2 separate regions of the Homo sapiens genome follow, and region 2 is linked to region 1. The links are chromatin contacts, found by Hi-C or POLR2A ChIA-PET in ENCODE. All regions are on one chromosome and are shown on one strand. The core of a region is the stretch at or near the end of the contact, and the rest is flanking DNA. Distances in the headings are between cores, read along the strand shown. Region 1 overlaps APP (amyloid beta precursor protein). Region 2 overlaps APP (amyloid beta precursor protein).

Region 1 (3,740 bases), core at 543-3,042:
CAAGGTGACGTCTTGCCATATGTGACACTCCAGCAATCACCAGAACTGATGAAGTTTAAACTGGGTTCAATACGGAATTGTATATTCCAATGCACGCACACCTGCATACATGGCCATACGCACCCACACAAGCCACCCCGAGCTGTATTAGTTCATTTGCATGTTGCCGATAAAGGCATACCTGAGACTGGGTAATTTACAGAAGAAAGAGGTTTAACTGGACTTACAGTTCCACATGGCTGGGGAAGCCTCACAATCACGGTGGAAGGCAAGGAGGAGCAAGTCATGTCTTACATGTATGGCAGCAGGCAAAGAGAGAGAACTTGTGCAGGGGAACCCCTCTTTTTAAAACCATCAGATCTCGTGAGACTTATTCACTTCACAGGAACAGCATGGGAAAGACTTGCCCCCATGATTCAATTGCCTCCCACCGAGTCCCTTCCACAACACATGGGAATTCAAGAAGAGATCTGGGTGGGAAAAAAGCCAAAACATATCACTGCCCCCCAAACCAGAGAGTAACATTAACTAACCTGGCCAACATGGTGAAACCCTGTCTCTACTAAAAATACAAAAATTAGCTGGGTGTGGTGGTGAACACCTGTAATCCCAATTACTCGGGAAGCTGAGTCAGGAGAATCGTTTGAACCCAGGAGGCAGAGGTTGCAGTGAGCCAAGATCACACCACTGTACTCCAGCCTGGGCAACAAGAGCAAAAACTTCATCTTAAAAAAAAAAGAAAAAGAAAAAGAAAAAAAAAAACTCTTCCAAGTTATACAGTCTTAATGAAAATAAGACACGGTCAAAAGGAATCACTCCTCCAGATCTTAAGCAGCTCTTTAAAAAAAAAATGTTCAAAGAAATAGAAAAAAAAAATCATCTAATTATCCAGAAAGATACATCAAGTTACCTCTCAGCACACGCTCACCAGTGTCTGCAAACCTAAACCTAAAAGAATACATCGATAATTAAAGATTGTTTCTTAAAAAAAATGTGAGTACCTCCTCTGCAAGAGGAAAAGTGTGACTCTACAACAATTAGAGGGTCTTCTAACATTTCATTTGCTTTACGAATTCAGCAACCCCCATGGACCACTGGGTTCAATCAGATTCTGCAGTTCCAGGTGAGGAGCAGCTCTGCCTCCAGGGCTAGGCTGCCTACCTGGCTAGTCTTACAAGTTAGCTTTCCAAATGAATTTTCCCATGGAAAAAAATCTTACCCACGATGGCTGGAGTCTGTGTATTATTAACATTATGTACGTAATTATTATTATTAACATTATGCTACATAATGTTAGTAACAGTCTGGATTATGCTACATTACAGACTGCATAAATAGGTATTTTGAGGTGATCTGAGAATATGACCATTACAACACTGGAGAAAAATATACTCGGTAATTTACACATAAATTTCTGAAACACTACCTGTTTTGCCTATGTTAAAGATTTACCTCTTTTTCATACCTCTTTTTCAATGAGGTCATAAAACAGAGCTCATCCTACAAGGAATGTTTCTCTAAATGCCCCATTAGCGATAGAAAAACACTCATCTTCTATCAAAACAAGCCTCATTAACTACCAAACAACAAAATACTGTGAATCAAATATTGTTTCCAGGAAAATGGTAGCTCGTTTCTCCTTCTTCAAGAATTGTCACGTAGCATCCCCTGAAGATGTTTTAAGTCAGGTACGTTAAACTTCTATTCTGATTTTACATTTCAAGTGTCAAAAGGAGGGCTGGTTCCTGGAACAAGGAGGCTGCCAGTTGGCAGGAGCCCACCTTGTGTGTGGATCAGTGATGCAACACCTTTCTGGTTTTGTCCACATGAAAGAAGCCCTGCCCGCCTGCAGGGCTACAGGAAAAGAAGTTAAAAAATAAAATGGTGCAAGTGACCTGATATACTAATTATACTGAATCCAAACCAATTTTTTTAAATTTTAAAAACAAGAATAGTTAAAAACAATAATAAAAATTCAGTGGCTCAGCCTTAGAAAACATTACTAGGTTATACAAACCGTCTGTCTTAATGGAAAAATAAAGAGTGATAAGAAATTTCAAGTCATCCAGGAACTACACTGTCCAAATATAGTAGTCACCAGCCACATGTAACTATCAAACACAGTGTGTGGCTAGTATGAATTGAGACGTGCTGTTAAATGTTAAAAGAAGTGTTAAGACTTCTTACGAAAGAAAGAAACATAAAAAAAGAATGTGAACTATCTTATTAAATTTTTCATATTGGTCACATGATATTTCAGATATACTGGATTAAATAAAATGTTGTTAAAATTAAATTCACCTGTTTCTTTTTACTATTTTTAAACTGTCTATTAGAAAATGAAAAAGTAAGGCCAGGCACGGTGGCTCAAGCCTGTAATCCCAGCACTTTGGGAGGCTGAGGTTGGTGGATGACGAGGTCAGGAGTTCGAGATCAGCCCGGCCAACATGGTGAAACCCCACCTCTACTAAAAGTACAAAAAAAAAAAAATTAGCTGGGCATGCTGGCACATGTCTGTAATCCCAGCTACTTAGGAGGCTGAGGCAGGAGAATCGCTTGAACCCGGGAGGTGGAGGTTGCAGTGAGCCGAGATCACGCCACTGCACTCCAGCCTGGGTGACAGAGCGAGACTCCATCTTAAAAAAAGAAAACGAAAAAGTATGTGGCTCACATTACATTTGTATTAGACAGTTCTTTGCTAAAAGATGGGAGGCTCTATAACAGGGCCTATAGAAAAAAAAAGGCAAAAAAATTTCATAATGTTTTAAGAAAGTTTATGAATTTGTGTTGGTCCGCATTCAAAGTCGTCCTGGGCAGTGGGCTGGATAAGCTTTCTACAATATCCAATCGTGGACCATGAAGTCCTTACCAAAAGCTATGAAAAAAAATTTAAAATATACAATTTACTTTGTCTAATATTTATTGAGGACCTATGTGCAAGACATACCAGACACATAAACTATAGTTTGGATTCTAACAGATAAAAAGAGATATGACTACAATTAATTGGAAGATAAGTTATGGTCTTATAAGAAAAAGGTAAAGCAAGGGTAGTATAGCAGAGCAAGGCACCTGTAAAGACTTGTAAAGGCTGCATCTTTTCAGGTGAACATTTATAAATATATAGATTTTGACGGGTCATAAGAAGTGGCACTTTAGAGTTGACAAATATCTTTATCATACATTAACCCCATTTGACAAAAAAAGGAAAAATATTTCAGATGGGGCAGAACGGTGGGAATGAAAGCCTAGAGAAAGAAAAGGTCAATGGTTTTAGGATGCCAGGAGAGTCACATACATGTATAAGGCTGAAAATGCAGGCTGAAGCCATGTAAGAGACTTCTGAATGCCCTGCAAGAGAATTTGGACTTTTCTACAGGTAGAATAAACCATCAAATATTTCCTACCAACTGTCAACAGGATTAAAAACACATAGTAGAAAGATAGTAACACATGGGAAAGAATTATCTGGGAGGAGGGTGGATGAAGCCTGGGGGTGTGGGGGAGAGGGAGACTGAAAATGCAAGAAAGGGAGAGGAGATGATTGAGAGTCCAGCAGAACATAATCATAAAAGGGAAGACAGGAAACAAAGGGATAGAAGAAGGTACAAGAGTTGCTGAAGTACAGGAGAAAATTCAATGGTTTATTCAACAAACACGTACTGGGCACCTACCAAATGTCAGGTACCATGTTGCAGAAATTCACAATGGATGACGGTGGAGGGGTCATCTGTAGAGCA
Region 2 (3,740 bases), core at 849-3,348, 52 kb after region 1:
AGTGAATGTATCAGTACATGAAATAATTTTAAGAGTGCATAGGCCGGGCGCGGTGGCTCAGGCCTGTAATCCCAGCACTTTGGGAGGCCAAGACGGGTGGATCACAAGGTCAGTAGATCGAGACCATCCTGGCTAACATGGTGAAACCCCGTCTCTACTAAAAAATACAAAAATTAGCCGGGCATGGTGGCAGGCGCCTGTAGTCTCAGCTACTTGGGAGGCTGAGGCAGGAGAATGGCGTGAACCTGGGAGGCGGAGCTTGCAGTGAGCCGAGATCGCGCCACTGCACTCCAGCCTGCGAGGCAGAGCCAGACTCTGTCTCAGAAAAAAAAAAAAAAAAAAAAAAAGAGTGCATAAGAAATTCCAAATCCTAACAACCAGGAAAGAGGGGGAATAGAAACAATCTTAGATCATATTATATTAATATTTTTATATATAATAATTATTATTAATATTAAAAGCTTATCATCGGTAGCCTAAGTAGTTTTGTCTACTGAAGAAATACCTTAAAACCTGGTCACCATCAGAATGTTTTGTTCCACATTTTAAAAATCTGAAGTCTCTCTTCTCACTATCTCTCCAAGTTGGAAATATATTGATCTCAGACAAGATGACATTTAAGTTGCTAAATACGTAAAGCAAGAAAAGACATTGATGATATTTAAGAAAGCCAAGAAGAGAAATGTATATATTAAAAAAAAACTTTGTAAAGCCATATGTTGTCAGAGTCCTACAGAAACTTTGTCTCTATTCCCAACATTAAGGGCAAATGGAGAACCGAAAAGTCCCTTTTGTAAACAGGCCACCTAAGACAGGTGATTAATGCCAAAAGTCCTAAAATGACCAAAGGTATTTCAAAAACACAAAATCAAACATGGCTAACAAAAGGCTGAAAACAAAGTTAATGAACAGAGTAAATGGAATTGGAAATTGCTACTAATTCTGAAAACAGTTTGCCTACTTTTCTACTTAGTCATTCAATTTTTAAAATTCACCTTTAGCCAAATTCTTATTTCTTTTTGAAAACGCTAAAAATTATGTGGTACTAATAAAATGTTTTAAATATATTAACAAAACGTCAATGAGTAACATGTGATGCTTTAGCACATCTTAATTTACAGGTCACTGAAAGAGATGAGCTGAAACCCGCATGTGTTTTGCCAGGATTGCTGGAGAACCTGAATAGTTAAGGGAAAAAACCTGCATTCCAGACTGACTCAGGAACAAGACTGACTAGATTTGATCATTACTGCAATTCAGTGACAGATAGATGGGAGGGTTCATTTTACTATTCTTTCTACTTGTACATATGCTTGTAATTTTGCATTTAAAGCACTGAAAATTTAAATAAATACATTTAGTCCAGAGGAAACAGCCAGGTTTCTAAATTTATAACTGCATGTGAAAAAGGAAAAAAAAAAAAACCCAGATCCAAATTGTGTCTGCATGACTGCAGCTAGCATATATGAATATATACATGAAACAGAGAATCAAATGCTCTATACCAAATTGTTTCAGAGATAGCCTATCTTGTATATTTTCATCGTCTCAAAGCTTTTCCATACCAGTCCCTTTTTCAAAGAACATATCCAAGAAGAAAGTAAGAAAAATGTCATAACTGAGGGTTTCCTAAGTACCAGACATCACTGCAAATGTTTTATGTGTAGCACATCATAATCCTGAGTTAGTAATTACTCCAATTTATTTAAGATGAAACTAGAACAACTAAAATCGATGCCATTTCTAAGCATTCAAAGAGTATATTAATCATAAATTTTAAACTACTCGGACTTAGGCATATAAACCAAGACAAAGCATGTCCTAGACAATATATACTTCTGTTTCTGGATTTCAATGACATTCTTTAAATTTTCCTGGAATACAAAGAAATATCACATCTTAAACTATTCTCAACAAAAATTCTTTTAATAATGAGGAATACTGAAAATACAATCTCTAACTTAATTGAGAAAGAGAACTGGAAAACGAAAACGTTCTCTGCTTGCAACTTAATGAGGCGCTGAGAGGCAGCGTGCAGCTGATGAAACGCTACTGCAATAATGGGAGGTATCAGCATGCTATGTTTCCAAATGATGGCCTTATGTAAAAGCAAAGGCGGTAAAATGCTGCAGGGCGTTAGAATATTTCCCAATAATCTGGCCAAACTCTGCTTCTGACATTCTATATAAATATATTGTTATATCCACACTTTCATACTCAGAGTTGGAAAATCCTGTCAAAGAACCTTGTTTGATAGATAAGCTATTCTAATTTCAAAGTGTTGAATGAAAAACAAATTGTGGGTGGGAGGGAAGAGATGGGAGAGAAATAAAAATAAATAGGACAGGACACAATTGTGAAAACACAAGCAGATGTGTACACATAGCCTAGATTTTCCTATTCTCTCTTTCAATGTAGGGCTAATTTTCTTATTTTAAAATATCCAAACTGGCTTCAACTTTTTAACCCTAGAAGAAATCTACGGTCAGTAAAGCAATCCTTACATTTATACAGACCAGAAATGCATAAAATATATCCACATATAGACAGCCTGATCCCTCCATTCAAAAACTGTCTCACTCAATATGAATTTGAGATCTTTCAAATTCCAAAACCACAATGTATACGTGCCTATGATTTGCCAATTTTCAGCCTACAAGGGTGAAGGGTGCCCATAGCAAAGTAATAATGGTCAAGAATGTACCAGACCTTCTACCATAGGATAATGTATATAGTATACCTTCCAACTCGGTAAGATTAAAAAGACTACCTCTGTTGTTTGCTTTTTATTTAATTTTAATTTCATACAACTGTAGAATGGAAAAAGAAAGGTTGAGAAACAATTCGTGTCTGGGAATCCCATGTTCAGTTATGTATTTTAGAGGAGAAAGTTGGGCAAAGGAAATGGTTTTGCTCAACTCATCTAACAGGCAGTTTCTGCTTTGTGCAGGCACTGCTGTGCTTTGTTTGCTGATCCTGTTAATCTATAGATTAAGCAACTGTTCATTTAAAGCCAGAAGGTTAAAAAGGCAGAGAACAGATAATGTTAAATGGTGGGAAAGAAAACAGGAAAAAGAGAAAATACCCATAAACCAATAAAAGAGATGATAAAGCCACGTTCACCTAACTTTCCCAATTGGAAATCTCTGCCTGCATTTGAGGCTTAACCTGTTCAAAGTTCCCTCCAGAGACCTGCCCTGCAGTGTAAGTTACCAGAGACATCAACACCTTCAAGAAGCCCCTAGACCCTAGCCCCTAGCTCCAAGAAGTGCACTGCATGTTATTAAAAGAATAGAGAGGCTGGAAGAGCCTGTTTCAAGTTATCTCTTTTTTTTTCCTTTTTTTTTTTTTTTTTTTTTTTGGGATGGAGTCTCACTCTGTCGCCAGGCTGGAGTGCAGTGGCGTGATCTCGGCCCACTGCAACCTCGGCCTCCGAGTTCAAGCAATTCTCCTGCCTCAGTCTCCCGAGTAGCTGGGACTACAGGCGTGCGCCACCATGCCCATCTAATTTTTGTATTTTTAGTAGAGACGGGGTTTCACCATGTTGGCTAGGATGGTCTTGATCTCTTGATCTCGTCACCAGCCCGACTCGGCCTCCCAATGTGCTGGGATTACAGGTGTGAGCCATGGCACCCGGCCCAAGTTCTCTCTTTAAAAGAGGAAGAATAGTATGGGGACTCATCCAATTTCTTGTTTAACTGACAATATGTAACTCTTACAACACTTGCCTGTGTGTTTCT

The links. Hi-C counts contacts between places; a loop is a spot of excess contacts on that map. ChIA-PET counts read pairs that join two places held with the same protein, here RNA polymerase II (POLR2A). Pooled maps may share reads with other maps.
Region 2: a map of thyroid gland shows a loop between it and region 1 (3-fold over the local background). The contact joins two enhancer-like sites. A Hi-C loop is called at or near these places in 3 of 168 maps with a recorded cell type or tissue (dorsolateral prefrontal cortex, psoas muscle and thyroid gland) and 2 of 50 pooled maps. POLR2A ChIA-PET finds 5 or more read pairs at or near these places in 5 of 52 experiments (H1, MCF 10A, Panc1 and 2 more).

What each region holds. Positions count from the first base shown.
Region 1 is chr21:26,045,684-26,049,423 of GRCh38, forward strand. The region is part of intron 5 of APP (amyloid beta precursor protein); the gene reads right to left. Among named protein-coding and RNA genes, the nearest start is that of APP, 120 kb to the right of the region's middle. Within about 2 kb of position 1,793, at least 2 of the 41 ENCODE cell types and tissues checked have a DNase peak (open chromatin) inside an H3K27ac peak, as active enhancers do.
Region 2 is chr21:26,097,758-26,101,497 of GRCh38, forward strand. The region is part of intron 2 of APP (amyloid beta precursor protein); the gene reads right to left. Among named protein-coding and RNA genes, the nearest start is that of APP, 71 kb to the right of the region's middle. Within about 2 kb of position 2,099, at least 6 of the 41 ENCODE cell types and tissues checked have a DNase peak (open chromatin) inside an H3K27ac peak, as active enhancers do.